Regions from separate parts of the Mus musculus genome. Here all the other regions are linked to region 3. A link is a loop called in an ENCODE intact Hi-C map of the cell type or tissue named here. Cell type or tissue: heart. All regions are shown on one strand.

What was found. Hi-C counts contacts between places; a loop is a spot of excess contacts. Peaks named below come from ENCODE experiments on the same cell type or tissue, not always from the same donor. Only the 100,000 strongest peaks of a DNase experiment are listed, where the experiment ranks them.
Region 1: a loop joins it to region 3, with 2.4 times the contacts of the local background. A loop is called at or near these places in 1 of 42 quality-filtered maps.
Region 2: a loop joins it to region 3, with 7 times the contacts of the local background. A loop is called at or near these places in 1 of 42 quality-filtered maps.

What each region holds. Positions count from the first base shown.
Region 1 is chr8:46,735,067-46,737,566 of GRCm38, forward strand. It overlaps Gm16675 (predicted gene, 16675), which reads right to left. Exons shown (of 3, transcript NR_045750.1): 2 at 1,206-1,277. Among named protein-coding and RNA genes, the nearest start is that of Gm16675, 3.2 kb to the right of the region's middle. In heart, a CTCF peak has its summit at 1,406 (motif pointing right); no DNase peak of the experiment used is centred here.
Region 2 is chr8:46,615,657-46,618,156 of GRCm38, forward strand. Primpol (primase and polymerase (DNA-directed)) reads right to left here and starts at 1,571. Exons shown (of 15, transcript NM_001001184.2): 1 at 1,478-1,571. It overlaps Casp3 (caspase 3), which reads left to right and starts at 1,635. Exons shown (of 7, transcript NM_001284409.1): 1 at 1,635-1,845. In heart, a CTCF peak has its summit at 1,495; a DNase peak (open chromatin) is centred at 1,585; H3K4me3 peaks cover 2,199 bases; H3K27ac peaks cover 1,569 bases.
Region 3 is chr8:46,469,473-46,471,972 of GRCm38, forward strand. It overlaps Acsl1 (acyl-CoA synthetase long-chain family member 1), which reads left to right and starts at 1,565. Exons shown (of 21, transcript NM_007981.4): 1 at 1,565-1,758. It overlaps Gm31050 (a long non-coding RNA gene), which reads right to left and starts at 1,578. Exons shown (of 2, transcript XR_378936.3): 1 at 1,133-1,578; 2 at 519-1,027. In heart, no CTCF peak of the experiment used is centred here; DNase peaks (open chromatin) are centred at 849, 1,399 and 2,119; H3K4me3 peaks cover 1,461 bases; H3K27ac peaks cover 1,146 bases.

The sequences.
Region 1 (2,500 bases), 270 kb after region 3:
GTGAGTATTGACCTGAATTTGGAATATATATGAATCTCACTGGCATCTAGGAAGTGATATATGTCAGTAGCTCAGAGTTTATTTTGAAATCATCACCAAATATGGATGCTTCTCAACTTGTAAGGTGCCTGACCCCCATAAACACATTTACCAGTGGAAGCACTGTATCCTAAAATGCTATTGACATACCTAGTTTAGAGAAAGAGTGTAGCAACTGGGACATTGCAGTGTGTGGGTTGTTTCACAGGGTGGCCCTGTGGTTGAATGGGAGATGAAAAGGTCTGCCATTGCCCAACATGGCAACAAAGTATTATACTGCTTAGTGCTAGTCCAGGAAAAGACCCACATTCAGAATTTGCCGTATGCTTTCTACTGAGTCCTTGTTGCTTTTGTACCATTGCATAATTGGAAAATTGTAAGTAAATGATTGTTAAGTTCAGGACCATCTGTAGTGATATCTCAGGCTCTGGGCGTGGATGAGAGCGCCCAAAGAGAAAAAAAAAAAAAAACCCAAACATATAAAATGAGAAAATAAGAGGGTTGGAGACGGGGTGCCTGGAAACACCATAATTTAGGAGGCTGGCAGCAAAAGAAGAGCCAGCCAAGAAGCGGAACAGAACGGGACAGAACGATGTCACAGAAGCCCAGCGGGGGATGGGAAGTGCAGACTGCACCAGGAAACCATGAGCAGACAAGGATGGGAAATGGCACATTCGAAAGATTACGAATGGGAAGCACATAGAAATATCCATAGGTCTATTTCTGAGGATAAAATTGCGGGACTCCACCTCCGTATGTGTGTGTGTGTGTGTGTGTGTATGTGTGTGTGTGTGTGTATACAGTTATGTACATGGTGGATGTAAATAAGACAGATTCCTGTCTTTGCTTACTTTAAGAAAATACTACCAATTGAGCTACATCTTCAACCTTGTTTCTTTTTAAACAAGGTTTCCCTATGTAGCTCAGGCTTGCCTTGAACTCAGACTTCCTCAGCCTGGCAAATGCTGGGATTGCAGATGCTTGCTACTACGCCCAACAACTCTTATTTTCTTTCAACTTCTCTATGTTTTCTGACTTCCATCTAATGTTACATTTGTATTAAAATGTTCTTAATGGGATCTGGCCTAATGGTTCAACCGTTAAGAGGACGTACAACTCTTGCAGAGGACCCAGGTTCAGGTTCCAGTACCCAAATGGAAACTCACAGCCATCCACAGTTCAGTTCCAGGAGATCTGCGTCTTCTTTTGACCTCCAGGCACACACAGAATCCACATGCCTACAGGCAAAACATGCATGCACACAAAATAAAAATAAAATAACGTTTTTTTCCTTTTTTTTTTTAAAGGATTTATTTATTTATTTTTACATATGTGACTACACTGTGGCTGTCTTCAGACATACCAGCAGAGGGCAGCAGATCCCACTATAGATGGTTGTGAGCCACCAGGTGGTTTGCTGGGAATTGAACTCAGGACCTCTAGAAGAGCAGCCAGGGCTCTTAACCACTGAGCCATCTCTCCAGCCCCTCAACCAACCTTTTAAAATGCTATTGAAGTATAAAACAAATGCGCTGAGAAAGTCTGGACTATTCCGTACGAACTCAGAGATAAGAGCAAGGAATTGTGGATTCAAAAATAGTTGACCCTCTATGTGCTGGGCCCCAGGCTAATGACAAATAAGGGATGTGAGAATGACTGTGACATTCTGCAAATTAAGGAAAAGACTGTTGGTTTGCAAGGGGGTGGGGATATAGGCACTTGAGCTGGTAACACGTGAGGCTAGCTGATAGTCTGCTACCACATTAAACTGATTTCACGTGCCTTATAACCAAGATGGCCTCTATTCTGTAAGCTCCAGATGAGCTTCTGAGGGGCAGAGAGGACACGAGTTGGGCTTGAAGGGAAGAAAATGTCTGCTTGATTTGGATAACCATGTGTCTATTGACGTGGACAAACCCAAGGGAGGTGACTGGGCATGGTGCTCAGGGACTGCCATGATCCATCTCATCTGGAGACCCTGGGGGGTTGCATGGACCTGTAACTAGGCTGTGATTGATTGTGACTGGATGTGTACTGATAGGACTGGATGGATGGATTGCTAGACCGTGTGGGAAAGAAGGAATCAAGAACTGAAAAAAAAAATTAACAGTCCAAGAAAACTTTTTTATGTGTGGTTAAAGACCACACATAAGTAGGGCATTGCTCTTTCTGAAACAGTGAGATTGGGGTGCACTTAGAGCGGGCAGGACTGTTTCCTGATGGAGAATCTAGTGAAGACACAAATGGGAAGCCAATCGTCAGGAAAGCACGGAGACAGGATGCTCCCTGTGCCTGGCAATGGGGTTTCCAGGACTAGCCTCTGTTCACGGATACAGGGCCTTAGGATGCCTCTTAGAGATTTGTGGACATGGTCCTCTCTGGCTCCCCTGAGTTTTCATCTCTGAGGAAGCTCCTATCATAGATAGCAGGGAAGAGACATCGGTTGGCCCCACCAGACCTC
Region 2 (2,500 bases), 150 kb after region 3:
AGAAACCCTATAACAGTATACTGTTTCAGGTGTTGGTTCTTTTCCTCCTCCCTGGTCTCCCACCCCAAAGAGCAAAACTCTACCAGATAAATGACCTTCACACCATTTTTACAAATGATTAACTTATCATGTAATTGCTATAGTAATTTAGCTTATGAAGGCTAAGTCTTCTTGCAGATGTAGGCCCTAAAACGTTTACCTATTATACTTCTAGTTCAGTTTTCTCGCCAAATGGAAGAGAGTGACCACGCCCCGCTTTTAGATCACTTCAGAAAGCCATCTTACTCCAGCTCCTGGAAAGCAGTCACATTGCTTTTCATGAATTCTTTCTCTCTTGAGGCCCAGAACGGCTTCAGGTCCCTCTGGGTCCCCATTTACAGGGCGGCTTCAGGTCCCTCTGAGTCCCCACAGTGAGGAGAAATTACAGGGCTTAGATGAAAACTATCACCTCCAGATGTTTTGCTCTAACGAACTTCTCTAGATGAAGTCAACATTAACGGCAGGAAACTGCTGAGGATACCTTATCTAAGGTATCACTTTGTTAAGAACGTTTAGCACAGGGAGGGGTCCGGGCACAAGGGGTTTCTCAATTAGACCCTTCCTTGTGAACTACAGCCTCCACGATGCACTGCGAGGGTTGAATGCATCCTACTGCTAAAGTCCAACAGAAAATGGCTGATTCTAACTTACTTTGGGAGGGATAATGATAGATCAATTTGTTTCTGGAATCTACATTTAACCACTATGGCTCTTCATGAGAGCAAACCACTTATCTTTTTCTTTCTTTTTTTTTCCCCCCCAAGACAGGGTTTCTCTGTGTAGCCCTGGCTGTCCTGGAACTCACTCTGTAGACCAGGCTGGCCTCGAACTCAGAAATCTACCTGCCTCTGCCTCCCAAGTGCTGGGATTAAAGGCGTGCACCACCACTGCCCGTCCACTTATCCTTTTAAAGCCTTTGATGGAACTGGAAAAAATAAAAAATGTATTATGGAAATGCAAGAGCTTGAATTCCACACGCAACGAACGGTAGACATCTGTGTGGCTACGTGTACGTCAGTCCCTTACATCCAACGAAGCAAAGGCGGTGAAGGCAAGAGGCTGCTCTCTGGAGTACATTTGTCCTTAAGAATATTCTGGGCCCCTGAAATTCGATGCTGATCGCTGTGCTCGTGTTTTCGTATATTATGCAAAAACAAAACAAAACAAAACCCACTTCCCAGAGTCAGAGTCTGAATGAAATAGGACGTAAACCAGTCAGAGATTTCAGTAAGGTAGTCAGGACCTCTCACTGAGGGAGCAAGAGGTGGACGGAAGTGAAGAAAGGCCTCGGTGCAATTGAGAGGAAGTAGAATTACCGAGTGCGGGGCACAGCTCTATTTTCTCCTGCCAGAGTTCTGACTGGCAGAGGCGCCTCCCTAGACGCCCATCTTGGCGCCCCCGGAATCAGGCGTGGCCGAAAGACCTCTCTAAAATTTACCTCAAGTGGCGCAAGTCGGCCGGAGGCGGCAGCTGGCGGAGCCAGAGATGGCGGGAACCAGAGCTTGAAACCCGCGCGAGGGGGCGGAGCCGGAGGGGGCGGGGCCCTAGGCTTGCCCTGGGTGGGCGGGGCCTGCGCTACGAGACGGGGCTCAGTCGGGGCTGAAACCACCAATCGCGACTGGCGTGTGCGAGATGAGGTGTTGGGGGGTGTGTGAGGGGGGATGGGGCGGGGAGGTAGAGAAGGGGCGTGGCGTGGGGCGTGACCGGCGGTAGTCTGCTGTTGCTGCTGCTGCTGCTGCAGTTGCAGTGTTGGTGCTGGTGGGATCAAAGCGCAGTGTCCTGCGGCGGGGAGCTTGGAACGGTACGGTGAGTGTCTGCTGCTCTCGCGCCTTCGAAGGCCTGTGTTGTCCCCCGGAGCTGGCGCTCTTTTGGCGGGTCTGCAGCTCCTTGGAGGAGGCGGGGGAAACGGGCAATCTGGGCGGAGGATCCTTTGTGTTGCCTCCAGGCTTGCTCAGGCAAACACTGAAGGCAGAGAAGCTGGAAACAGCGCCGGGAGCGCGATCCCGAGCTGAGAACCCAGACCCGGGAGGCCAAACCGGTGTCCCTAAACCTGGGTGAGCCGGTGCGGTGTCCCTAAACCTGGGTGAGCCGGAGCGGGTTCAGACCCCTCGAGCATGGCACACGGGCCGCGCTGAGGCTTAAAGGCGGAGTCAGGGGGGTATCTGGAGATCGCCCGGGGTACAGAGCTTCAGGGGCGGGAGGGGGTGAGGCCATAGTGTGGGGGTGAACCTGGAAGCCGAGTGGCGGGAGGTGGCGGGATCCTGGATCTGCAGGCCGAGGTGTGGACTCGGTAGCAGAGGATGGATAGGGGAAGTTCTGCCCTGGGGCCTGGAAGCTAGGCTGATGCTGACCTTGTGGCGGCTCTAAGTGACCCAGCCTCCCTCTGTTACAAGAGCATTTGATCTCCACCTTTAGTTTTCTCCAGTGCACTGTGATTTTTGGTTCTTGCGGAGAGCTGATT
Region 3 (2,500 bases):
TGTCCTGGAACTCACTCTGTAGACCAGGTTGGCCTCAAACTCAGAAATCTGCCTGCCTCTGCCTCCAAGTGCTGGGATTAAAGGCGTGCGCCACCACTGCCCGGCGGCCATGCCCTTTCTTATACCTGACTCTGCCCTTCAGTTTCCTGTTCTACAGAAGAGGACCAAAGGTGGTACCACCTCATAGGGTTATGGACATTATAGTTGATTAACAGTGTCACCTAGTAAATGATATGTTATTAGAGGTGTTCTGGCAATAATTGTCCCTCAAATTTAAGGCAATATTAGAAAGACTTCCATCTAATGCTGGGAGCAAACCCTCCTGTACCTGGATGACTGTCTTCATGCAATAGCATGAGGTGAACCTGGCAACAATTATATTGACCTTTTTTTTTTCCCATTCAAAATGTTAGCATGATCTACATCTTACCTTAACCACACTGACCAGTTCTGGACACTGAGCAACAGTGATGGCTCTAGTATTTAACCTTTTAAAAGATTATCTTAAAGCTTTGGGGTATCTTTAAGATTTTTTAAAATGACGTTTGAAGAAGGGTTACATGCGCACATGGTAACTCACAGTCCTGAGGATTGAGAATTGCACTTCAGGCTTTGTGACAGGCATGGGCTTTAACCCAGTGAGCCATCCTACTGGCCTTGCATTGGCCGTTGGTAGCCCTTAAAAGGTTTTCCCAAGGGATTTGTCAAGTCTACAGAGCCAAGGCTGAGCAGGGCAGACAAGCCTTTAAAACTTGGCAGGTGGACACCGTCCTTGAGCAACGACTAAGTCTGCTTTTCACTTGAACCACACAGGGGCCTGGGTTGTCCAGAGATGCCTCATGGCCAGGATATTGCGGAAGTCCTGTATTCCTAGCCAAGGACTGTGGCGAAACTTGGTGTGGGGACCGTGGTGAAACTGGATTAAAGGGGTTCGTGTATATCTGTGCTAAAGAAAGATGGGACTTCTTCAGCTACCGTGGTCCCTCCAAGCAGAGAAGCAAGCAGAGAGGCTATGCCAAGGTGTCAGCTGTGGAAGAATGTTAAGGATGGAAGAGCTAAAGGGCACCTGCAACATTCCATAGCATCACATTATCAGGGTTCAGGAGACTTCCAGATTTACCCTTTGCCCTACCTCAGATTCGTTGTGAAACTAGAGGGCAGTTTGGGTGACCTTAGTGGCTTTTGCTTGCTGACAGCCATGCTCATGGACCTGAGGGAGGCCACGCCCACCTTGCGGCTTTGGAGGGAGAGGCGGAGTCAGCAGGACTGGGCGGGACCTGAAGGAGGACTGGGCCTTAAGGGGCGGGGCAAAAGACCGAGGAGGCGCGGCCGGAGGGGAAGGACTGGAGCTGGTGGGCGTGGCCTGAGAGGCACCGCGGGTCTGAGGGGCTTGGATCAGCCCAGATAGGGCGGGGCTTGGGAGGCGGGAATGGCGCCGATGGGGCGGGACCTGAGAGGAGCGGTGGGTGTGATGGGGCGGGACAGCCTCGACCTGTGCGACAGGAGGGGAGGAGCTGGCGAGGGGGAGTGGGCGCGCTAAGAGATGGGGCGGGGAGGAGCCTGCGGACGGGGCGGGGCGGCGTGGCACGGCACGCGCACTACCAGCCGCCCGGCCCTGCTGCTGCTGCTGCAACGCCGGTGGCGCAGCCAAGAGAGCAGCTGCGGCCGCGACTCCTTAAATAGCATCGCAACCCGGCGCGGGGCAGTTCGTGGATTGCAGTGACAGCCGCCTGTGGAGCAGCCCGGGCAGCGGAGGAGGTGAGTGCGCCAGCCGCGAAGGGCCGCGAGTCGGCCAAGGCGACCCTAGCCGGGCCGAGACGGGAGAACCTCCCCGCGGCTCTGCGGGACGTTCCGCTTTTCCGGCCTGGGCTCCACGGCCTCGTTTCCCTCGGCTTCGGGAGGCTCTGGGGCCGCTCCGGCGGCCGCCGCTTCCGGTGCCGGAGCCCGGGTTCCCCCGCGGGCCGTGCGCGCGCGGGGCTGGTGCACCGCGGAGTCAAGAGGTTCCTCTCTGCACGGTCCCTGGCTGGTGTGGCGGCTGGGACCTTCCCTCCCCGGCTCAGGTGCCGAGAGGTGGTCCTGCTTGCTGGGGACCCTGGCGTCTCCGCCACCGCATCCCTCGTACCCCCAGAGGCGGGGATTGTGAGGCGCGCACTCACCGCGCGTGGACACGGACTGTCCCGGTGCCGCTCTGTGACGTGCCCCTGCGCCGAGCGTTCGAGGAGGGTCAGAAGCAGCGCTCAGAGCCCGATGTCATAAGTAGAAATTCTCGCGGTGTCTCCAAGAGGAGCTCCCAGAGCCACTACACACAGTGGTGATGGAGTCATTGATTTAAGGCAATCTGGCTTTTAATTTTTTTTTAAATTAGGGAGCAAAAATGATATTTATCACCTTGAAACGTAGACCCCGAGTGCTGATACAGGACTTAAAAGATCACATGGATTAGAATCTAGAGAAGGCAGCTCCATCTAATCACTGCACTATGCCCGAGCTTACAGACCAT